Linked DNA regions of Mus musculus: all the other regions are linked to region 3. The links are chromatin loops, found by intact Hi-C in ENCODE. Cell type or tissue: left cerebral cortex. All regions are shown on one strand.

Region 1 (8,000 bases), 130 kb after region 3:
ACCACATGGTGGCTCACAACCATCCATAACGAGATCTGACTCCCTCTTCTGGAGTGTCTGAAGACAGCTACAATGTACTTCCATATAATAAATAAATAAATCTTTTAAAAAAAAAAGAAAAAGAAAATAGCATTAGGAACCAAAACCCAAAGAAAGTTAAAGGATTGAGAACCCTGGTTTGGGAGATATTTAGTTTATGGCATCAAGGGCCATTGTAAGGAACACAAATCACTAGATGGGTACTATCACATGACAAAGGCTGAACCATCTGGGAAGACCCATAGGACCACCTTTGTGAGTAGAACTGAACTAGAGTGTGGGAGCACACATCAAAAAGGATACAAGATCTTGTGTGGGGTGATACAGGTGAGGACAGGTGAGTGCCTGTGAAAATGGATCTATTTAAAGCTATAGGAGAGGCAAAATGAGCATAACAATACAACAGATCTTAACTGGATCTGACTCTCACTGCAAAGAAAAGGTTTCTAAGGCAGCATGAACTCTAAAGCACTTACATATCTGTGCACCCAGATGTCTGACAAAAAAAGAATGCACTGCTAGCTCATGTTAAAAAGCATTATGTTAACAATTGAATGATACACTGGTAGTAGAATTGGGACACTACACTACACTAAATAAGCCCTCGAACTGCAGGGCTGACAAGATGGATCAGCCTGGAAAGGCGCTTGTTGCTAAATCTGATGATCTGAGTTTAAATCTTGGAGCCTACTTGGTGGAAGACAAAAAGGATTCTTTAAAGTTGTGCCCTATCTTCCATGTATGCATTGTGACATATGTAATTGTGTGTGTGCATTCACATCTTCATATCCATACACACACACACACACACACACACACACACACACACACACACACACACGCACACACAAATATATCAATAAATGAAATAAAGAATAGCAAAAGATTACTATAGTGGTATTCAGTGAGTGCTTGGGAAGTCTACCACGGGGCTGTCTCTTGCCTGGGATTCCAACATGCCAGACCAGAGCTGAGAGCTCACATGCCTTATTTCATCTACAGGTCCATGAAATCCTGTGAGTTATTATTCTCGTTTGAAAGAGGTCCAAGGTGAGAAACATCAGAGAAGCATCTGGTATGAACATGAAGGCAGACCTGTCAGATGCAGGGCACCTTACCCTCCTATCCTGAAGAAAGCAGCAGGGTGCAGCTGGGCCCAGGAACTTAAAACTGTTGCTGCATTTGGCATAGAGCATGAGAGCTTTGCCTTCAGCCCCATGATCCATGTAGATGAAAGAGTAGGTGTCTGGGGAGACATGAGTTATTTTCAGACAAGTTAGGATACCCATAGTGGGTGGCAGCAAACATTAGGGGTAAAGATCTGCAATGCAGATGGGGTCATGACTGGGTAAGAATCAAGAGGAAAGCTGCTAAGAGATGCTGCAATGCTAACCCAGAGTTTATGGACTTTAAAGAAGTCCTTTCAAAGAAAATTCTCAAAAACATAAAATGGTAACACCCCTGAATTGTCTATCTAAAATTTCAAAACATTTATGAGAATTAAAACTTCGTTTTTCTGAATCAAAGAGAAGGCCCCTCGTTTTTGCTTTTGTAAAATTTTGAAAAATCAAATAAAGCCCAAGATTTGATCTTGACTGAACTGACCATTCAACACCCTGACCCGCTTATAAAACCTTGTCATCCAATGAGGCAGGTCTCTAGGTCCACATGGTTTACTGATAGAGTCCACTGGTGTTTGTAATCCTGAGATCATAGTCTGTCAGGCAGGCCCATAATAATTGGAAGCACCATATATTCTCTTTGAATCCAGTGTTTTTCCCAACAGAAAGCCTTGTACTTACTTCTAAAGCAAATGAGTAAGCCATCATTTTTTATTACTTCTTCCCTGACTACAACTGCCATATTTCCTTAATATGGATTCTCATCATCTTGTGTTTAAGTCTTTAACTTTTCTACATTAGCAAGTCCACTGAGTTATCTCCCATTGTGGAATCCTTGTGTCTCCTAGTCCTTCTGTTTTGAGGACCCAGAGATGATCACATGATTGTTCCTTTTTTCTTTCTACTTGTGTATAGTAAGTGTGTGGTATATGTGCATGTATGTGTATTCCATTCATATATGTGTGGGTACATGTGCCCATGTGGGAGTAAAGGGGTGTAAGTATATGGATGTGAAGACCAGAGGGTACCATTAGGTGTCTTTCTCCATTTTAATTGCAAATAAAAATCACTTGTTGAACTTTGAATCCACCAGGGACAGGAATATTTGTCCCTGGTATCTGAGCTTTTACTTCACCTTGCTCACTGTCTATCTCCTCCGTGACAATTATATTCCCTAATAGCATTAACATGTTCATAGTTTTGCCTCTTGCTATATTAAAAACACACTTATCAACAGACTGAGACAAGAGGATCACAGGCTCACAGCCTCTCTGGGCTACAGAGTGAACTCAAGGTCACCCTGGAGCAACTTGAGAGTACCCTGAGACCTGGTCTCAAAATGAAAAATGTCAAAAGGGCTAGAGACCTAACTCAGTGTTTGGAGTTCACCTAACATGCATGAAGCGTGGGGCTCAATTCCCAAGGGAAGGTAATATCATTTATATTATGTGTTATATTAAGAACAATTTGGTATTGCTCTTATGAATGCCAAGCATTAGGGGAATTGTTTCATTTTCCAAAGCACTAAAATGAATTATGAATTTTCCATTTGGACAGTCTTCTCATTCATGTTTATAAATAGTTATTATATGACCCAGTTGAGCTAGAACCTCCCTAATGGCTATGGTAAAATTAATCCTCAGAGCCATTTCAAATTGAGAAGCAAAAATGTTGGTGAGTATTTGAATAAGAAGACATTTGTTTCAAGGGAGCAGAGGTTGAGAACCCTTACTTTGAAATCATTGGGAGAGGCAGAGGTGGAGGTCAGCACCAAAAAGCAACTGAACAGCAATCCTCCTAGCTGTTCCAACCCAGCCATATGACAGAACGACTCAATGCACATTAGCCATATGGCCATTCAAAGCATTTAGCAAAAAGACAAAGAAAAAAGAATAAGGTATTAAAAGATATTTTTAAAAATTTCTGCCTGCACAAATACAGTATGTTTGCTCAGTTCTTATTCTCATGATGAAACTAATTCCCTGAACTGAAGAAATTCCATCCATGCTGGGGGATATTTATTTCTTACTCTACATGGTCCCAAACACAAGCTAACAACTTCAAGCATACACAAAAGCAAGGGTAGTGCTCACTAGAGCAGACATGATGGGCTCACTGAAAGATTTGTTTTGTTTGTTTGCTTGCTTGTTTGTTGACTTGACAACTTTCTCATTTCAAACAGATTTTAGGATCTATCCCAACTCTTGTGTGATTCAACCCTTCTCTATTTCCAACATATTTCTGGACATTGGCTTTGCATGTGCTTTTGTTTCTATTTAAGTTAAACAACAGTCCTTGACAGGTACCATAATTCAGCCTTCATACTGTCCAAAGATCATCAAGTTAACATTTTGTGTAAATATGTTTCCCTATTCCTACTTCCCAGGAAGATTAATGTTGTTCACATGAACTGAATGGAAGTGTTTTGGAGGTATAAAGTCACAGTCCCCCACCTACCTTCTAAAACAGGCTCACAGCTTTTCTCTGTGCTCCAAAAATCACTCTCTATCTCAACTTTATGTGTAGTGAAAAGATCTTAAACTGGAATGATATAACTGTCATCTACCAAGCCATTTCACAAACTGCAAAGTTACTGTCCTTTAGCTGATTTCTGAAAATTCATGTGGGAACAGGCTCTTCTTCATGACTAAGAATATATTTCATAGAACCTTAACTTTTTTAGCAACCAACTTCTTCCTCTCACCAGCAGAACACAATATGGCATATGAGGGCTCATCATCACAAATTTTAATATACCATATATCAGATGATGACCCTACAGCATAACTCCTCATGCAGAGCATAATAATGTTCAGTTTGGTTAAGTACACATGATTGGACTTCTGTTTGATAATGTTACTCCCAATAGCCTAATATTTGCCTTCATGGATTTCATCAAGGAGCAAATTGGGGAGGAAAAGTGAGGAAAAAGTAGCACATATGTATGTTTTCTTTATTTTTGTAGAATTTTACTCTCTTCATACCACTTGAAAGTAACTCTGGGAAAGGGCAAAGGTGAGTATGTAAATACACCTGAGATGATCCTAAGAAGGGAAAATCTTAATAAACTCTTAATGGTGAAGACACAGGCTCTGGAGTCAGACTAGTCACATCTTAGTTTTTCTACTTGCTAGCCTGGTGATCTCTTTATTCTTTGTATCTTCAGCTGCACATCAATAATAGTCCTGCTAACATCTACTGAGAATTAGATGAGATTATTTCATGCAAATACTTATCACAGTGCCCAGTATATAGAAACAAATCTGATGGATGTTGGAAGAAAGGAAGGAAGGAACGGAGGGAGGGAGGGAGGGAGGGAGGGAGGGAGGGAGGGAGGGAGGAAGGGAGGGAGGGAAGTGGCAGCTATCTTAAAACTGAACTGGCAAAATGAACAAACATATCTGAAAGTGAGGCAGAAAAGTATAAAAATAGTGTGGTATGTTCTTTCATAGTGGGTGATCCTAGCCATAATGTAGGCTGGAAAGTTGGCATGGAGGAAGTCTCCTCATAGGCTAGACATGCTTCTCAGAGTTCATATGTGCGCAGCAGCACATACAGAGCTTGGAAGCACGTTAGAAATTCTGGCTCTCAGACTCTGTTCTGTTCCTTCCAAATCAGAATCTGCTTTACAGTGAGATGTCTGTTAGCATTATGGTACATGAAGTCCAGAAGATTTTCACTAGGGTGTGTGTGTGTGTGTGTGTGCTGTGTGTAAGCATGGAAGCTGGAGGTCAATGTTGGTTGTCCTTCTCACACTCTATCTTTAATACAAGGTCCTTACTGAACCTCCAGCGCATCCACTTGTGAGCTCAGCAGCCAGTGAGCAGCAGGGATCCTCCCATCTCTGGATCCTCCTGGCTGAGGTTACAGCTGCAAGCCACCACTGCCAGCTTTGTATATGGGTGATGGCCATCCAAACTCAGAACCTCCTGCTTGAACAGCAAGCATCATGCTGGCTGAGCCGTTTTTTGCAGACATCCTAGGATACATTTGCTTCTGAAAACTTTCTACTCATATCTTCTGATACTCATAGGAAAAAAATCTAGAGATATGGAAGTCTGTCTACATCTTTAAAAATTCTCACCGCAATTGTAAAAGAAAACCCAAAACCTAGAAATGTAAAACTGGAATGTGAATCGAAAGTATGATGTAACTGACAAAGCACGGTACAAACAGCTAAATAAAGCATGAGACATAAGTTATGATTCAATTAATATTTATGTCTAGACAGGGGATACTCCAAAATATTTACTTCACAAGATTGAAATAACAACCCAAGGAAGCATATGATCACTTTCTCTGGGAAGTTTGGAGCTGACATCACTGCTTCAAGCTTACAAAAAGCATCATGATCACAATGAATGAGCTCCATTGGTACAGTGCTTGCCTAGCAGGAAGGAAACCCTGGTTTACTGGATAGAAAGGGTGAAGCCTTTAATCCCAGCACTCAGGAGGTGGAGGCAGGAGGATCAGCTATTCAAGGTCATCCTCTACTACACAGTGAATTCAAGGCCAGCCTTAGTGATATGCCCCTCCCAAACAATTTCACTTCAAGTTAGCATGAGCCTCTGGGAAGGTGAGTTTTCACTGTCAACATGAAGCAATCTAAAACCATCAGGGAAGAGTCTAAATAGATAGTTTGAGATCAGGTCAGTCTTTGGGAATGTCTGTGGGAAATTATCTTAATTCCATTAACTGAGATGTGGATATAAACTCGAAATATGGGTGACACCATGTCATGGCTAGAACTTTAGCTGAATGGAAAGGAGAGTCAGCAGAGCAAAGCCATGCACAGGTTCATTCTCTCTCTGTTCCCAACTAAAGATGCCACGTGCTGCTTTATTTCTGGCTGCCTTGAGTCCCCCACAATGATGGACCATAACCTAGAATGGTTAAATAAAGTAAAACCCTCACACATGAACTGCCAGCTTGATAATGCCATGGCAATTTAGTCACATACTTAAAAATGAAACTAATGGAGTTTCCATGTTTATTCTCTTACACACACACACAAACACGCTCATGCGAGGGGGCCAGACAGACACATACACACAGAGAGAAACAAATGGAGACATAACACATGAAGAGAGAGAACACTTAATCCACATCTGTTCATTCTTTCATGTTCAACCGCCTTCTAGTGTTAGGTACCTGCTCAAAATTTGCCTACCAGAGACACAGAATTTTTAAAGGATGATCTTGTAGAAAACAAGAAGCAAGAACAGAAAGGAGAACAGATGGTGAAAGTAAGAGCCTCTGTAATTTATTCAGAAGCCTTATCACATGATTTTCATAGGGCGATCCTTTCCTTTCTACCTTTCTAAGACAAGGTCTTAATTTTCCACTGTTTCACTACATGTGCCTGAACAGTGTTAGTGTAAGACCACAGCCCAAGTCTATCTCCTGCTTCGCATCTAACAGTAAAGTTGTCTTGAAGCCAGAAATCATCTTGCTGAGTAATGGCTTCTAATTTGTAATTCCAATGCAATGTTTTCCCCACTTTCAGTTCACATGATAAGGAGGGAAGGATACTGCTGAAGTTAGATAGAATTTAAGCTCTGTCTGATAAAGCACAGAATAATTTCCTCCTTGGTATTTTTAAAGTTCTTCATTTGAACCATCTGTTGCAGGCTGACAGATGGGTTGATATTTGACAGAGTAATGGGTCTTCAATTCTAGAAAGGCATAGGGAAGGCTTGAAAAATAGCTCTTTTCAAGAACCTGTGTGTGAATGCTACTTGCTCATTTGAAAAAGGGCAAAGCTGGTTGGAAGAAAGTGTGAGATAGAATCATAACCATTCCCCTAAATGGAAAGGTTTCACCATTTCCAAAGGTCAAATACAGTAAAATATGCCTACTCCAGAACCATACAAAACTTATCATGACTAATCACTCAAAGGGATGGGCATGAAGGGGACATTTGCATAGAGACATTGCATAGAGATAGATAATAAAATCAAGGACCAAAAAAACCCTCCCATTCCCATACCCCAGCCTTGCACTCTCTTTTTGTTCAGGCAGCATGATGACTGAGAACACACATACTCTCTGCTAGGTTGTATGACCGGGCACCCATTCAGTGTACCAGTGACTCATTCCTCTGGGTGGAGCACCTTCAAATGGCCTGTCTTGACATAGCTACATCAGGTTTATTGTGTATTTTGGCGAAATGAAGGGTTAACCCTCCTCCCGCATTACAAACATTAAGATGCCTACAAAACACCCAATTCAACACCTTAAGTTGAGTTGTCAAAGTTCAAGCAATATTTATTTAATCTCAGAAACATGATTATACTTTTAAAAGGATAGCAAAATATAAATCAAGACGAGAATCATTTCAGCTGTATTCTTGCCCAGTGTCGTTGAGCAAGAACATATATATCCTATCCTCTGAAAAAATATCATCCTTACCATCATCTTTGCAACACTTCCATTATCCTAGTCTCCATAACATATATATATATTACATCTTAGTCCATATAAAAATGAATGAACTCCTGATCAGTCACAGACGTGGATACTGAAGTGTGGCAAGTTTTCTGTGTGGGTAAATTACTTTTCTTCAGTGCTGGCCATCCTTGACCACCCTCTGTAGTCCACCTGAGATGCCAGTGGTGTCAAATAACAAACTAGTGCAATACTTGAATTATTATTCCAAGGAGCATGTGATGAGCTGAGTCTGTCTCCACAATTCCTTCCCACTCTATTATTATATAATTTTGGATGCTGAGGCTGTGTAGATTTTCTGGTTTGCTTTTTTGTTTTTTCATTTTGTTTTGTTTTGGTTTTGGTTTATAAAGAAAGGCCAGGCTTGGTGGCGCACGCCTTTAATCCCAGCAC
Region 2 (8,000 bases), 460 kb after region 3:
TCTGCTAACAATGAAATCTATTTTGCCAATTTGAGGGCTTCTGTGACCTTTTACATTCTGTCAGAATCTTTCAACAAAAATCAAAACAGGGGGCTGGTGAGATGGCTCAGTGGGTAAGAGCACCCGATTGTTCTTCCGAAGGTCCAGAGTTCAAACCCCAGCAACCACATGGTGGCTCACAACCATCTGTAACGAGATCTGACGTCCTCTTCTGGTGTGTCTGAAGACAGCTACAGTGTACTTACATGTAATAAATAAATGTTTAAAAAAAAATCAAAACAGACAGGCACAGCTTTAATCCTTTCTGTGTGCTACAGGAAGCAGAGGTAGGGGGCAGGTAGATGTCTGTGAGTTCAAGGCCACCCTGGCTTACCTATTCAATTCCAGACTTACCAGGTCCACGAAGTGAAACTTTGTTGTTGTTGTTGTTTTAAGAACATTGTTGAATCTTTTTTAAAGATGGTAAAGATGATTTTACTTGATCCAAAGTACTTAAAATATCATTTCAACATGTTAAATAAAGTATTAGTAAGACATGTTACGTGTTCTTTTCATGCAAAGTAGAATCTGTTACATTAATCAGTAAGAAAATATATGAAATAGAAAACAACTTAAATCATCTATATAGTCTTCCCCATTTTTCCAACTCTACCATTTCTTCCTGTAATCTCCAAAGTAATCCTTGCTACATTCTTAGCATATGAGTTATTTTGCCTTCTGGCAATATTTCCCCTAGTTACAAATGGGCCACAAACATCTTTCACTGTTGTGCAGTTCATTAGGTAAATCTTCCACGGGTAGAAGTTTGTCTCCCGAGGTTCCAGATTCTAGATACCAGTAGAAATGGCCAACTGTCTCCCAGAGAACTTGCTCTGATGCCCATCTATAAACTGCATCTGTGAAAATATCTTGATAAGGAGGTAGATTATCCAATGAGGTACAACCCGGGAGCCCTTGAGTTCAAAAGACTATCCCCATCAAATGTTCTAGAGCAAGTGAAAAGGAACCCAGAGGAAGACACTCCGACTATTGCTTCCGTAGTTAAGTAACAATGATGCAAACACTAACCTGAGGCAGCAAGCAGTACAAAGAAGAGCTGGGAAGGAAGCATGGTTGAATCAAGGGCTCTGGCTGCTGCAGAAATGCTGTTCCAGTTGGCTAACTTCTAAGATGATCACAGGCTTCCTGCAGAGTCACCATATCGAGACCTGTTTCTAGGCAGCAAGTACACACTTACCTAATCTGTAAAGTGACACCTTTGCCCTGTGAGGCTAAAGCTCCAGCAACTGGATTTACTTAAGCCAGGTGGAAGAAAATCTCTGATTCAGGAGTCAGAGAGCTGTGGGGGAATAGGTTGGAAGGGGATGTTTGGGGTGGGTGGTGGAGAATTGAAGTGGGTATTTGCAGTGGGGGTGAAGAGTAGAGGGGAGGTGTTTGAAGTGGGGAGGTAGGGGGTAGCCAAAAGATGAAGCTTTTCAGGAAATGTGCTCACTGGACTCATTTCATTAAGATTCAAAAGGATTTCACTCACTAATGACCCCACCCCTCATTGTTCTCTTCTGCTTGATGTATTCATTACACCCCAGTTTAAAACCAAGAGCCAGTTTACCAGATTTACAGAGGGATTTCAAGTTGCTAAGCACAGCAGATTAGAAAGGAGATGCAAAACCAGCCTGAGTGCAGCCCCCAGCCAGAGCCACTCTATATTATGACATTCAAGTTTAACCTGAAGGAGGACCTGCTCCAAGACTACCAATGGCTGCTTGCAGAGTTCACCCAAAAATATCTGGAAAAGGCAGCAGAGAGCTGACCTCGGAGCCAACTATGGCTGGAGATCATATTTCGATCCTCAAAAATTTTCTCCCAAATGCGTGGTTCTGTAACATTCGATTGGCCCAATACTTTACAGTTTGCCAGAGTTCCCACCCCTCCCTATTACACCCCATTGATTCTCACAAATCCATTCCAGGTTCCTGCAGAAATTCATGTTTGCAATCTAATTTAGAGAATTCAACGGATTGCTGTCTCTATAGAAGTCAACTGTTGCTATGGTTACTGATATAAGATTATGCAATCTCATGTGTGTTCAACAGAAAGATATCGTTGAGAGCAAGGAATGCTGTGTTTGAAACAGACTTTGGCCTGTTGTAGATGGATTGGTTTTCAGAGGGACATCTACAAATGGCCAGGAAGTGCTCACATCGAGATGGATCCTTGCCATGTGCTGTGAGGGCTATTGAAAAGAAAATGAGCTTTATGAGAAATTGTGGTTTGTGTCTTTAGCTCTGTTGAATATTCCTTAGTGAATCTACTTTACTCTTGGTTTTTAGTTGTGAGCCTTACTCATTAATAGCTGGCCATCATTGTAGCCTCAAACATCTGTGTTCTTAGACTATTATAATACCCTAGCTCTCTAGCCAAACCCCTCTCTGTGTCTGTCTGCCTTTATCTCTGTGTGTCTGTCTCTGTCTCTGTCTCTCTCTCTTCTGACTCTCTCCACCTGCCTGGGGAACTCCTCATCACTCTCTGGACCCTAAACCTAGTTACCTCCCTGATGCCTTTTCCAAAGGTGCTGTCTTCCCTTTCCAGTGCATCTTCTGAGCAGTAATTTTTATTTTTAAGACATAAGAACACTTGTCTCCCTTACCCCTACATTCCCATTCTTGACACACTAGTCTTTGCCACCATGTGTGCCTCAGACACATCCACCACCCAATTCTTACTTATGTGGTTATTTGTTCTTTAAATTCCTCTTCCAATTCTTAGCATAGTTTGTCACATTTTACATAAAATGCCTCATCTCAGCTGTCACCGCTTTAAGAGGTCTTCCTTGGTCCCTTTTTTTATGGTGGCCTTAGAATCCTTCATTAGTTCCTAAATCAACTTATTTGTAAAAGTTCCTGGAGTGTGAGAATTGTAATCTTGGCAGGAATTCTAAGTAACTTCTGTCCAGACTAGATACCATTGCAGAAAAAAATATACATGGACCACTTCCTTATAAGGCCTGCTAACTTCCCTTCCCCTCCCTCTGAAGACAAAGCGAGGACCACTAAGTTGGTTTCTAGTGCTAAGCTGGTTTGGCCCAGACGACTTCTCTAGCTTATCATGTACACACCCTGTTTCTCGTCTCATGTGCCTGAACCATGAAGATCTTCACACAGCTATTTCCCTGCTCGGCTTTCAGACCCTGTGACCCCAGTGCTCCCCGCCAGCATTGCCCCTCATCCTGTCTCTTTACCTTATCACCCTCTTGTATTTTCTTCATAGCATTGCCTACATTTAATTAGCTGAAATTATTCCTTTCATTGTGTCTGTGTCAGGTTGTCCCATAGCACTTTAAGATAGTTTGGGGGGGGGGTGGGAGGTGCCATTGATTATTCATATTTTAAACACACACACACACAAAAAATGAGGCTCAGAGGTTTTCTCCCCTTTCCTAAGGTTCCAGAACTTATTAGGTATAAAACTAGGTTTTAAGTCTTGACTGGCTGCAGAACTGCTATCTCTCTCGTGTGCCCTTCTTTTTCCCTTGACTTTTTTTTTTTTTTTTTTTTTTTTCCGGTAGCCAGATTACATGCTTTAGGGTTGTTCCGTGACCTACTGGAGAAGGGAACACTTGTACACAGAGAGGCATGAGCACTCACTCACATGAATAAAAATACCTCTCTCTTCCTGCCATAAAACTCATCACAGCCAACCATTCATTTGATTGAATCCAACAAAATGAAGATTCAATACTAATTATTATGTGAAAACTTCTGGTTAAAGGAATTGCTCGCGGGTATATCTATTTATTCTAATACCCATGATTCTCGCCAAGAGGAAAACTAGACCTGGACAGAGCTCCACCCTCGTGACCAAAGCATCTCCGCCACAGTGAAGTGGTTTAGAGTCTGGACCAGGAATCTTCTGCCTCCTGAGAGTCTTACTTGCTACGGCAGAGTTTCTACTTCGCGTGAATCTCACTATATAGCTATCACCCATAGCATTCCCATTTGAGAGATGAAAAAATGAGCAAATCACGTGACTGTAACGAGACTCAGGCCGCAGCCCAAGGCTGGAGCAAGAGCTCAGATGTACCGTCCTGAACACACCATAGTAGCACCTCAATGTTATACATTTTATTACTGCTTTTTCTCTAAGTGCTGAGTTTTGAACCCAGAGTCTTGAGGGTCTTAAGTCATACTCCCAGCCTCTTGTTCCATCTAAAGTTCTTCTCCCAGATATTCAACTGTACAAAATCTCACGTACCAAAATCATCAGTATCGTGTGCGTTTATTTCGTCCGATCTCAAATGTATTGAGTTGAAAGCTGCGTTTATATAAGATGTTCAGCTAAATGCTATGCACATCAGTGATATGGATGATTGATGGGTACACACACAGGAACCAGAGTAAATTATATACCTTTCTTCAGCTTTCCTGCGGAGGCCTTCTTTTTAAGCACCAAGTCCTATTGAACTCAGCTACTCAGAGAGCCAATGAAGCCTGAGACTAAACTATAGCCTAGTGTCTGCTGCCACCTTGTGGTAATGTTCTCACCTAGGCAGTATTTGCTCTTAAGGGTTAAATGCAGAAATACTGTGCAAATGATCCAGGTACTGAACTTTTTTAGCTTCATGCTTTAAAAGACTTCCACAGAAACTCAAGATGAAATAAAATAGCCCTTTCGGTGACTACTGAGACAGCCAAACAGCAGCTGGCCTCTTGGTTCGTGCCTCATAGGACAGCATTCGACTTCCTGAGGGGTGAAATAGAAAAACTCAGACCCTAGAGCACCGTCCTGCTTATAGAACTCATATACGGATATCTAAATGTGATTAACAATTATGCTGTGACTTCTTTTATTCCTAATGTGCCTTCTCTATGTAGTATTTCACACGTTACCAGGGAATTTCCCACACTTCTGTCACATGCATCATTGGAGGATTATGAAGTAAAACACGGTCAGTCGCACAAATGTTTGTGCTAACACTTGAGAAAGAATGATGTTTCCTGTGTGTTTTGCTCCAAACAACCAAAAATTAAGCCGTGATCTCAGTCACTGGATGAATTTTAGAAGTCCTTTCCGCTCAAGCACTAAAGAAATCCAAAGCACAGCTGAAAGTGACAGCGATGGAGCGCCCTCCGTTTTGTCAAAGTGAACTCCTAAAGCTTGCCTGTGGGAAGACTGGCCAGTACCAAGGAATCCAGCAACCCAATAGGAAAACTGGCTCATTCAAAGGGAAGGTGATAGAGAGGTAGGTAACAAAGACTTACCTCGTTTCCCATTGGTACCTTTTGGTTTTTGGTTTTTTGTGGGTTTTTTTTGTTTGTTTGGTTGGTTGGTTGGTTGGGTTTTTTTTTGTTGTTGTTGGTGGTTTTTTTTTTTTTGGTTTTGTTTTGTTTTGTTTTTGTCTTTTGTGTTTTGTTTTGTTTTTGTCTTTTGATTTTTGGTTTTTGGGTTTTTTTTTTTTCATTACACAAGATCCATTGTGAAAAGGTAACATCTCCTTTAAACATTATAATTTAAAAATATAGACTGTAGGTAGGAGGACGGAGTGCTACATCAGATCAGGATGTGGAGTGCTGTCGAAGTCATCTTTTGCAGTTATTAAAGTCTCAATTTTACCAGGCAGAAGGCTTTACTTTCCATCTGATTTGAGTTTTAATGTGTCATGTGAGATTAATGTCCGTATTAAGAATATAATTTTTCAGTATCAGTATTTTCTTTTTTTTTTTTTTTTTTAAAGATTTATTTATTATTATATGTAAGTACACTGTAGCTGTCTTCAGACACACCAGAAGAGGGAGTCAGATCTTGTTATAGATGGTTGTGAGCCACCATGTGGTTGCTGGGATTTGAACTCTAGACCTTCGGAAGAGCAGTCGGGTGCTCTTACCCACTGAGCCATCTCACCAGCCCCCAGTATCAGTATTTTCGTCTTCTCACATTCCACACCAATGAATTTTGAAAATGTATCAATGCTTTCTGTTCCCTGCTAAAGCAATGTTTACTGCTGAAATGTCTACTAATCCTATTTCACCACTGAACCCTCTTCAAGGAAACATCAAAAGAGCCCTAGACCTGGGATTTCTTGTCAAAGGCAAAACTGTAAAGACAGACATACACTATTAGGAGCATGCCTCATTTTAATTTTGTGTTATATAAATCAGTGGTAGGTAAAGGATAGAAGACACAACATGGGTGTTTGCTTGTTTCTGAGGCTGGTTCTCTCCGTAATAGCTCAGACTGGCTTTGTGCTCTGTCCTCCTGTGTTAGTCTCCTGAGTGTTGAGATTACAGATGTGTGCCACCGATGCCTGCTTAAAGCAAAGTATTCTTTTTTTATTTTTAACCTGATCAGTTACATGGAAGGTATTCAGGATCCATGAGCACTCTGAAATGTATCCCCGCCCCCCGCCCCCGAACTCTTTCTTTTTCTTTTTCTTTTTTCTTTTTTAGATTTATTTATTTATTATATGGAAGTACACTGTAACTGTCTTCAGACACTCCAGAAAGAGGGAGTCAGATCTCGTTACGGATGGTTGTGAGCCACCATGTGGTTGCTGGGATTTGAACTCCGGACCTTTGGAATAGCAGTCGGGTGCTCTTACCCACTGAGCCATCTCACCAGCCCCCCTGAAATGTATTTCTGTTGTGTGTCAGAGTGGCCATGCACATGTTTATGGCAACAAAAGTTATTAAAGCACTGAAGTTACTAAGGGTCTTGGAGGGTCCACAGAAGGTTGATACTGACAAGTTACTTTGGGGCAAGGAAGGAAACAGTGTATCTTCTTTGGGGCACTTTATTGCTACCTACAAGAAACATATTGCAACATAGCCATGCAGAAATCTTAGTACTCAGTGTGAGTCGTGAATCCAGAAGGTGCTTATGTACAGCTATTGCCTTGCTCCTAGATGGGAGGTGTCTAGCCCATGAGGCTGCATTCCTTTCACCTCTAGAATATGTGTCCTCATTTGATCCTCAGGCTAATAATGCCTGTCACCTACTGAAGGCTTCAATAGGATGTAACATAGAAACTATTTCTTTTTTTTTTTTTTTCAGATCTCTGGTAAGAGTATACCCATTTTCAAATGAAAAAAACTAAATCTTGTAAAAAAAATAGCTAACAAATTGTACAGTCAGCAGGTGTGGTTTGGAATGAGACTGATGCCATCAGCCTGCAGTGACCACGTGCCCAGTGGGACCTCTTCCCTGGGGTGATTGTCTCTGAAGTTGATGCAGCAGTGTTTTCCTGGAAGATAACAACACTTTTATATTGGTACCTGAGATTCATTAGGTAGTATATGAAGTTCATCTTAATGGTCATTAATTTATTTTAATCCAAATCGGAAACATGTACATCATATAAATATACTATGCATGCAATGTAGCAAGCAACAAGCTGGGATTTTGCAAAGTAATCATATCATGCTATAGCTGGGATGTCATACTTGGGAAGTGAAGATTTATGTTCACACAAAAGCTTATGCCCTGTTGCTTATAGTTTTGTTCATCATAGCCCCCCAAATGGAAACAACTCAAATGTCCTTCGATGAGTGGGTGGGTAAATACGGTGTGATATACCCATGTTGTGGCATACAACTCAGCAATGAGAAGAAAGGAAACAGTGGCTTCAGAGAACTATATTAGCAAAACTCACACATCCCAGGGCAGAGGGTAGGGGTTACTAGTATAACATCTTCTAGCATTCCAAGGCCTGGATTCCATCTCCAGCCACAAAAACAAACCAAAACAAAACAGAAACAGAAACAAACTAATGTTAGAAGCTTGAAATGCTATACACTGCATGTATTCATTTAGATGATATAAGCAGACAGCTTTAGAACTGGTGAGTAGTTGTGTTCATGTGAGGTTGTGGAGTGTGCTGCTGTGTGCGCATATGTGTGCTATAGTATAGAAGCCAGAGGAGGGCGTCAATTGTCTTCCTTTATGGCTCTCTGCCTTATTCGCCTAGGACAGGGTCCCTCATATCCTGGAACTTGCTGTTTATCTAC
Region 3 (8,000 bases):
AATCTACATAGCTTTTTTTTTTTTCACAGTAAATGAACTACAGAATATATTTGTAACAAAAGTTAGGGTACCTATAAATCACAAGTGAAAACCTGGCAATTTTTAGACTTTTAAAGTAAAGTTGGGAATTTCAATTAGAACTCTGAGGCACACATTCTTTTTGAGTGACAGTTTTTTGGGACTGTGACATGGTTTCAGATAAACTCTAAGGAGAGAGTGATGTCTACCCAGGAATGAACTGACCCGCCTGAGTGCTGTCTTCAGGGTGCCCTGCAATGCACCTGTTACTTGCATGCTAACACAGAGCTGCTCATTTTGATGATCAGTCTGAATTTTGATTACTGTAGCTTCAAAAATAAATTCCCCCCAAGTCACCTAACTATTTCTATTGTCTGATCCCAGTGAATGTGTTCCCAGGACAACTTCAGAGGTCATATATACTACAGGAACTAAGTATGCCTTAGCAGGTAGGTTGTTGAAAAAAAAAATCAAGCATGGCTTTCATTCTTGAGCCCAGTGAAAGCATTAGGAGTGGGCAGGCCCTGTCCTCTCTCCAGCACACACAGCTGACTCCCTTCTTCCTCGCTACATCCATTTTTGGATGTTATTCTTTCAGAGCCAGTGGTAACAAGTTGCATGTAAAGTCATGAGCTGTAAATGGAGTTGTCACCATATGAAGCTACTCCACAAGATTAATTAGTAGAGTTTGAAGGAATGGTGAATTACAAGTATCTGCTTTCTTCTTTGTCAGCTTATTATGAAAGACTCAGGGTTCCATACATGAAACCACTGTCACTGGACATCAGTAACTTCAATAAGTTAGTATTGTCAACCATTAGTTTGAATTGGGATAAGTCTGCATGATCTTTAATTGTATCCCTCCTGACAAGTCCTGAATACCATGTCCAGAAAAGTTTGTTGTAATCTATTTTAAGGAACAAAAATCCCAATGCTGTGGACAAAAATAGTGAAGTGGTTTTGAATTTTTCCACAATGAAATCTTCTTTTTGTCTTAGCAAAATGAAAAAGGCCTTGATTGTTTCCAGTTTGTAAATACACACTTTGGCTTATCTCTCCTCGTCTTCATAGCCACTGAGAAGAGGCTAATCTCAGCTCCTAACTTTTAAGATAGGAAAATGAGAACAGAGAATGTGTGCAACTTGATAAGATGACACAATGATGCACATGAGATGGCGTGAGTGGCATGTTCATCCTCCGGTCAGGGCTTCACCTTGTCAGCATAACCTATGGGAAGCTCATAGGCCACGGTGATTTTCAGGCACTTAACCATAACACAGCACGTTTCCACGGGTATCTTTTCTTCTTCTGACAATAGATAACCTCCTTTTCCTCACACTGTGCTTTTGTAACTCCAGGCTAATTATGTGCCTAAAAACACTCAATTTGTGCAGCTACCAAGATGTGAATGTAGCGAGAAAGACAGCCTGGGGAGAGACAATATGCAGATGTGGCTAAATTAAGGTATCCCTGTAACTGAGCAAGACAAATCTGTCCCCTGACTTTCAATCTCTGAACAAAGAATGCAAATAAAAATGCCAAGAAAATTTAGAAATATCAGTGTTTCAAAGCTCCCAGCTTGTCATGGATGCAAAGTAGAAAAGGCAATTTCAACTGAATTGATTCACTTGGGAGAACTTTATAGAATTCTCACTTTCCTTTCAGTCGCCCCTGTGATTTTCTTTTTGTTTTCTGTCTAACTGGAAAGGGCTTCAATTAGAATATTGCTTCTCTGTAAGCCAGGTAATTAAAAATTGCACACATCTGCTGATATGGGAGCTGAGCAGTGTGAAAGAGTTGAAGCCCTGAGTCCTTTGCACCCAGGCACTGAGCTCCAAATTTGAAATCCATCTGAGCCAATAAAATTCAGATAAGTCTTCCAGGGGAAATTTTTGACTAACACAGAACCAAGATGTTTCAAATTTCACCTCAAGCAGCAGCATGGTGGCAGGGCACAGCACTCATGGTAACTCTGGGAGACAGTGTGTTGTCTCCATTCTACCTGACAGCATTCTGAACCCCAGGAATGTGGCTAGAATAAAGTCTAGCTCAGGATATCTTTACTACATTTTACCAAAACTCAAAAGGATATAAAGAAAGCAAAGGAACAAACACAAACACATTGGTGGCATCCAGAGTCAAACTCTGAAGTGATCACAATATTGAGGGTTTTTCTGACGTGATCTGCTGACTAATGAGTAGCAGTTTTGAGCTACCATTTACAGAGACAGTTAGGCAGTTAAAAGCTCAGAGTGTACTGCACAGTGAAATATTCCTAAGCTGACAGTTTCTTTGGAGGAAACAACAACACAATTGTGTAGTCGCTTTTCTCCTGTTCTTGAATAAGACATAATCTTGTGGTTTAATCAGCAAGTGTGCTATTAAATCCAACACCAGTAAAGAAATGCGGATTGCTTTGATTTTTTTTATGAGTATTTATGAGGGTTCTAAATGTAGTCAGAGCTACCAAACAGAGACTTTTGCTCGAAGAAAATGTGTTGGGCTCAGCCCCAGGGCTCATCAAATGTATGCCATCCCTTAAAAACTAATCTTGGAAACAGTTTTATAAAGGAAATCATTTTCAGTCTGCCTTCTTGAGAGAGATCACTAAGTCCCAAATAAACAGCATTGAATCCTACCCCATCCAACCTGTTTACTTCTGCTTTTCTTCGAGATATAGATGTATGTCCTTAAACATATCCATCGCTGAGTGCTTAAAAAGAACCCCTTGCATATAGATAAAGTGGCTGGTATAAAGACAAGAGGTATGGAGAAGTCTTAAACTTCAAAAGCCTCACTATAGGTCAGTGTGCAAATGGAACAGGGGTCTTGTTAGTATTCACATAAAAATCAATTCTAGTTTTGAGTCTGACATCAGCACAAGAGCAACTCAATCAAGTAGGTTTTTTGATCATGGGTGTGTGTCTTTATATATTTTTGAAAAAATAGAGAAAGGGCCGAGCTGAGATAGGAGCACCCCAATCATTCCCCACTCCACAGAGAGATGGGTCTTCACGTTAGGTTTTACAGTGACTATGCTAACATAACTTCTATCCTAAATCTGCTTACGAAGCCACTGAGGGGTCCGTCCAGTGCATTTCACTAGAGCCCCCCAAACAAACAGTTTCCTGAGGAGGAGGAGGAGTTGGCCAGTGGTATTAGAGTCATGTACTATGGCTCTGTGAAGAGATGGCAAGATATACGTTTTTTAGAAATTGACCAAATTTAAGGAAAGGATTGGAATGTTGGTTACCAGGTTACGCCTTTATTTAACAACTATTTAAGGATCCCTATCAGGCTCTGGGTACCGAGCAAGATGTGGACAGAGTGAACAGATATAATACATTTACTTCCATAATGAAGTGTCTTTATTTTCCATTCCTCACCTAAGCCTAGTTTTTGTTTCACATACAGAATGTATTTTCTGAAAGTCAAAGTTTAGCTAGCCTGGTAAGACACCTTCAGGGAATATGTGCTATTGGTCTGTTCATGCTTAGAGAAGGAATAAGAAGGAATCCACTGATTTGCTGATGGGCTTGCAGTCTGCCTAATGGAGTGCTTTGAAGGGAAACTGGAAGAAACGCTGTCATGCTTGTCTTACAAGCATTGTTTGCCATTCCTGGAAAGCGTCATAGTTGGTGTGATTTGCCTCCTTCCCAGTGCTTGGGAGAAGAAAGACAGAAGAAATATTGAGAGGCCAGAAAAAAAAGATTGAAAAGCAAACTAGAAAGGTGCAAAGAGGCCCTAAGACAGTCCCTGACAACCAGGACTGTCTTGCTTGTATTATCTGTTTTTCTTTGGTCTTCATTCAGATGGTTTTGGAGGATCCTGTCTGTACTGAGCATATTACCAGATACTACAGCATGGGAATAAACAAGGTTCACCTCTTTCTGAACCTGAGGAACTTCTAATAGTCCAAGATTATGCAATCCTAGCACTATTAGTGTGTTCCCATATCATTCATTGTGGTGAAATCTCATTGTGGAATATTTAGTAGCTTTCATGGGCTCTACCCACTAGATGTCAGTAGCCACCTCTTACCCTAAGCTAAGACGACCTAAATTGTCAAAAGCCTTCACCAAACTGCTTTTCTATCAGAAGAGAACCATTGCCAGACACTTACTAATTACCTTTGGCTGATTCTTCCTGTGGCATTTCTTTTAATGTTAGGATTCTTAGATTTGTAGTTTTCTTACTGCTACAGCTTGTTTGAAGCTTGTGGAGCACCTGTAAGCTTCTCCCGGTCACTACCCCGTGCTTCTGTGTAGTGGAGCATCTGTGAGCTTCTCCCTGAATCTACCCTTTTGTGCAACACTTTACTACTCTGGATATCTTATCTTATCTCATTATGTCCTAGCAAACAACAAATGAGACAATATTAAAATATATCTCCTTTAGCAAATGACTGGCAGACACCTAAAACGTGATTATGTGTCTAAAGCCTTGCAGCCAAAATTGAATAGAACTTGATTCACACTAATATATCCTAAAATTTGAATGTTTTCTCAAAATCATTCAAAATTATAACATTTAATGAAAAATGCAGATATAATTACAGTGTACCATTTTCTCTTTTAGTCTATTTTTGAGTAGTAAAGGCCATTTACCAAGGAGTGATAGAGGCAAGGGTGGTGGAGCCTTGGCCTGCTACCTCAGCAGCATTAGCTGGGTGGTTTCAGATGGTCACCTTACACCTGTAAAGATTCTGGGGTATAAAGTGATATATGGTAGAAACTGCAGGGGCATCAGTTGTCTTTGCTGTAGGGTTAGACCTGCTGTATGAGTGATCATCCCAGAAGGAAACAAATTACAGCCTCAATCTCATGTCCTCAAAAAACTCTGAGTTAATTTCTTTAAGAAGAAGGAAAAAGCAAAGCTTGGTGACTTGCCCAAGGCTCTATGGAGAATTCACTTCAAAGGAAAGATAGCAGCAGAGCCGAGCTTCCTCTCCTTCTAGCTCAATAATGTGCTAAAATGTTTTAAATGGAGGGCTGTGGATTCATGGATCTGCTGCATACTAGAGATATATGTGCCCATTAATACAGAAACTCAATAACTGGTCAAAGCACAAATACAGGTGTCTGAGAGATCAGCTACAAATGGGGTGGGCGATGCTCATCTTAAAAGACCACTGTGGAAGTGGGAACAGAAAGACTGTAAGAGCCAGAAGTCAGGGAGGACCCAAGGGAAACAGGCTTCTGTATAATGGGTTATTGCACTCTTGAATTAACAGCAACTGTGGATATCTGCAGGAGAACAAACCAATCCACATTCCATCACAAAACAGGAGTGGGGAGCATGAGCCTCACCCTCAGCTGAAGAGCTGGGACAGTTAAAGGCTACTGGGAGAGGGAAGTCAGTTTTCATTGAGAGTATACATCTTAATAGGCCATATTAGGGCCTATATTCCAGTGGATGGTCCAATATCAATGGATAAATGGGAAATAAAATTTAGACTTGGTAGGTTATTTTTAAAAAATAGAAAGAACATGAAGTCAGGAGGGCTGATGAGAAGCAGAGTGGATATGAAAAGGGTTAAAAAGAAGAGGGAGTGAAGTTGGTCAAAATACATGTATGCATGCATAAGACTCTCAAGAAGTTAAGATTTCATTAATAAAAGAAATGTATATTGGGATTGGATGCAGGCATCCAGGGGAAAGGTCTCTGTCTTTTAGTTGGCTGCACCTAACCATTTTTAGGTGCTGGTTTAACCAAACCTCAGCCTCATGAGAGTCAAAAGAGACAGAGTTCTCCTGGATGAAGTTTGGCAGAAGACTAGATACATAAACACACCAAATGCAAGTAGAATTTGCAGGGTCATGTTTACCTACTCCTAAGCTTAGAAAGGGCCAGGTCCTTCCTTGAGTGTTACATGGTATCCAGACCCCTGTTGAGTGGTTTATGTGTTCTGGGTAACCTCCTGGACTCTTGGCACATTTTCCAAGATACAAAAGCTTAGGTAAATTATCCTGGCAGAATTCCTGAGAAAAATGTTTCTGCCTGCATTGTCTCAGAGCACTGAACTTGCCATGAGAGAAAATAAATCCAAATCCAGAAGGGAAAGTATGTCTGGCCATAAGTGATGCACATAGGCCTCAGTCTCTTCTTCTGTAATATGCAAGTTATAACTTTCATCCATAGACTCCAGAAGGATACATGGAAAGGTTCTTTAGGGATTTTGTGGGCATTGTTTCTCTCTCTAAGTCCATTTTGCTATTTGTTTTTACCTGATATCCTCAGCGAGTGTACAAGGTTTCGGGAAATGCTCTCTCCATTTGCCAGGAAAAGGACTGTAGTTATAGGATGGGGCCAAAGCAGCCTAGAAGTGCTTTGCTAGAGGATCATTCTCCCTCAGAGGAGACTGATGCCAAATTATAGATTTCAAACACAGAGCACATTACTGGAGAGTAACTATAATACAACCAAATGCAATATGTATAAAGCCATTCCCTGCGATCTGCTTCTCACACAGAATATTTCTGAATCTTCCACCCCCTTTCCATTCCCATTAGTCCTAGCTCAAGCCATTGCCTTTGTAATTGTGGAGATTGATATAACCTTGAACCTCAGTCCATTACCTGCTAATGCTGTGGGACTTTAACCCTCTGCTATCTCCACATGGTCCAGCAGTTTCTCAAAATTCATGACTGTATCGAGCTGGGGAAACCCAGATGCCTTCCCCAGGTTACTCATTAGAACTTTCTACAGGAAATTCATAGGTTTTATTTTTTTTCGTTTCTCATGTTTTATTTACCAAAGCACCCCCAGATACATTTGATCAGATAAATCTAGTTAGCTCATATTTTTGGAAGGTTATTATCTGCTAGCAGTCATGTCCCAAGATTCTTTCCTCTACTCACTTCTCTCTGACTCATAACTTCAGACTCTATATCCAAGGTTTTAAATGGCTCCTTTCCTAACCTCCCTGGACCAGCTACCTCTCTAAGGTAATTTCGCCTTCCATTCCTGTTGGCTTTACACTCGCAGAGCATCTCCCATGGTTTTGTTTCTGAGATATCATCCTCAGTAAGGCAAGAGTGCGTGCTTATTCATTCAGCCATACATTTATAGCCATTCATTTGTCCATCTTATGCGAGGCAACTGTGTGCCAGGCACTGACACCGAGGGTTTGTAGTTGGAGGCAACTAAAACTGATGCAGAACACACCATCAAGATTTACACGCTAAGGGCTGGCTGAGGGGCACATTTAAAAATCCTTAGAAAGCTAATTATTATTGTAGTAAATGTTAAGTTTAAGAGCTGAGCCATCTTGGGTAATAACTATATGACAGGCAAGGCTCCAAGTGTTCATGCATATTAATTTATTTAATCCCATAACATTTCTGCAAAAGAGTTTAAAGGGGAGAGTATTGGAGCCCACTGAATGTGTAGGATGTAGACTCCTTTAGAGAATTCAAGATGCTTAGGATGAAGATGATTTAACAGGACCAACACTGAGCTCAGGTGACTGCCATCTGTACAGCATTGTTTACAGGGGCTGTGCTGTGTACCTTGCAGGACTTTCATTTTCCAGACAAGATGAGAAAATCACTATTATTATTTTAAAGGCATGAGAATGCTGAGCCACTTGCCCACAGTGTATAAGTGGTGACTGTGAGCTGTACCTTCATTGTGTTTGACTCTGATGCTGAATTCCTTCCCACTATGATAACACGTGAAAAACTGATAGAAAATATTCCAACCTAGTCTCTGTCTTTGGTAGAAAGGGGAGAATAAAGGACATCTAATGTGTGGCTGACTAAAGTTGATAATGACTGGACTGGTTTTTGTTTTTTATAATTTTTAAAAATTAAAATTTAATTACATGATACCCCCTTCTACCTCCAAGCTCTCTCATGTTCCCCTCCCACTCTCTCCCTGCCTCTCTCAAATCCATGGCCTTTCTTTCCTTAGTTACTTTTGTTAGCTATGAATAATATAAACTCACAAATTTATAAATGTAACCTGCAACCTGCTGAGTC

The links. A loop is a pair of places that touch in the nucleus more often than their neighbours do. Peaks named below come from ENCODE experiments on the same cell type or tissue, not always from the same donor. Only the 100,000 strongest peaks of a DNase experiment are listed, where the experiment ranks them.
Region 1: a loop joins it to region 3, with 2.5 times the contacts of the local background. A loop is called at or near these places in 2 of 42 quality-filtered maps.
Region 2: a loop joins it to region 3, with 4 times the contacts of the local background. A loop is called at or near these places in 9 of 42 quality-filtered maps.

What each region holds. Positions count from the first base shown.
Region 1 is chr14:13,587,009-13,595,008 of GRCm38, forward strand. The region is part of intron 3 of Synpr (synaptoporin); the gene reads left to right. Among named protein-coding and RNA genes, the nearest start is that of Sntn, 80 kb to the right of the region's middle. In left cerebral cortex, no CTCF peak of the experiment used is centred here; DNase peaks (open chromatin) are centred at 1,237, 3,782, 4,723, 5,459 and 2 more places; H3K27ac peaks cover 2,343 bases.
Region 2 is chr14:13,913,330-13,921,329 of GRCm38, forward strand. It overlaps Gm281, which reads right to left and starts at 1,192. Exons shown (of 15, transcript XM_011244864.1): 1 at 1,069-1,192. The coding sequence starts at 1,111. It overlaps Gm11100 (predicted gene 11100), which reads left to right and starts at 5,115. Exons shown (of 5, transcript NM_001370907.1): 1 at 5,115-5,239. The coding sequence starts at 5,115. In left cerebral cortex, a CTCF peak has its summit at 4,540 (motif pointing left); DNase peaks (open chromatin) are centred at 2,090 and 4,511.
Region 3 is chr14:13,455,488-13,463,487 of GRCm38, forward strand. The region is part of intron 1 of Synpr (synaptoporin); the gene reads left to right. Among named protein-coding and RNA genes, the nearest start is that of Synpr, 5.5 kb to the left of the region's middle. In left cerebral cortex, a CTCF peak has its summit at 4,038 (motif pointing right); DNase peaks (open chromatin) are centred at 2,614 and 4,064.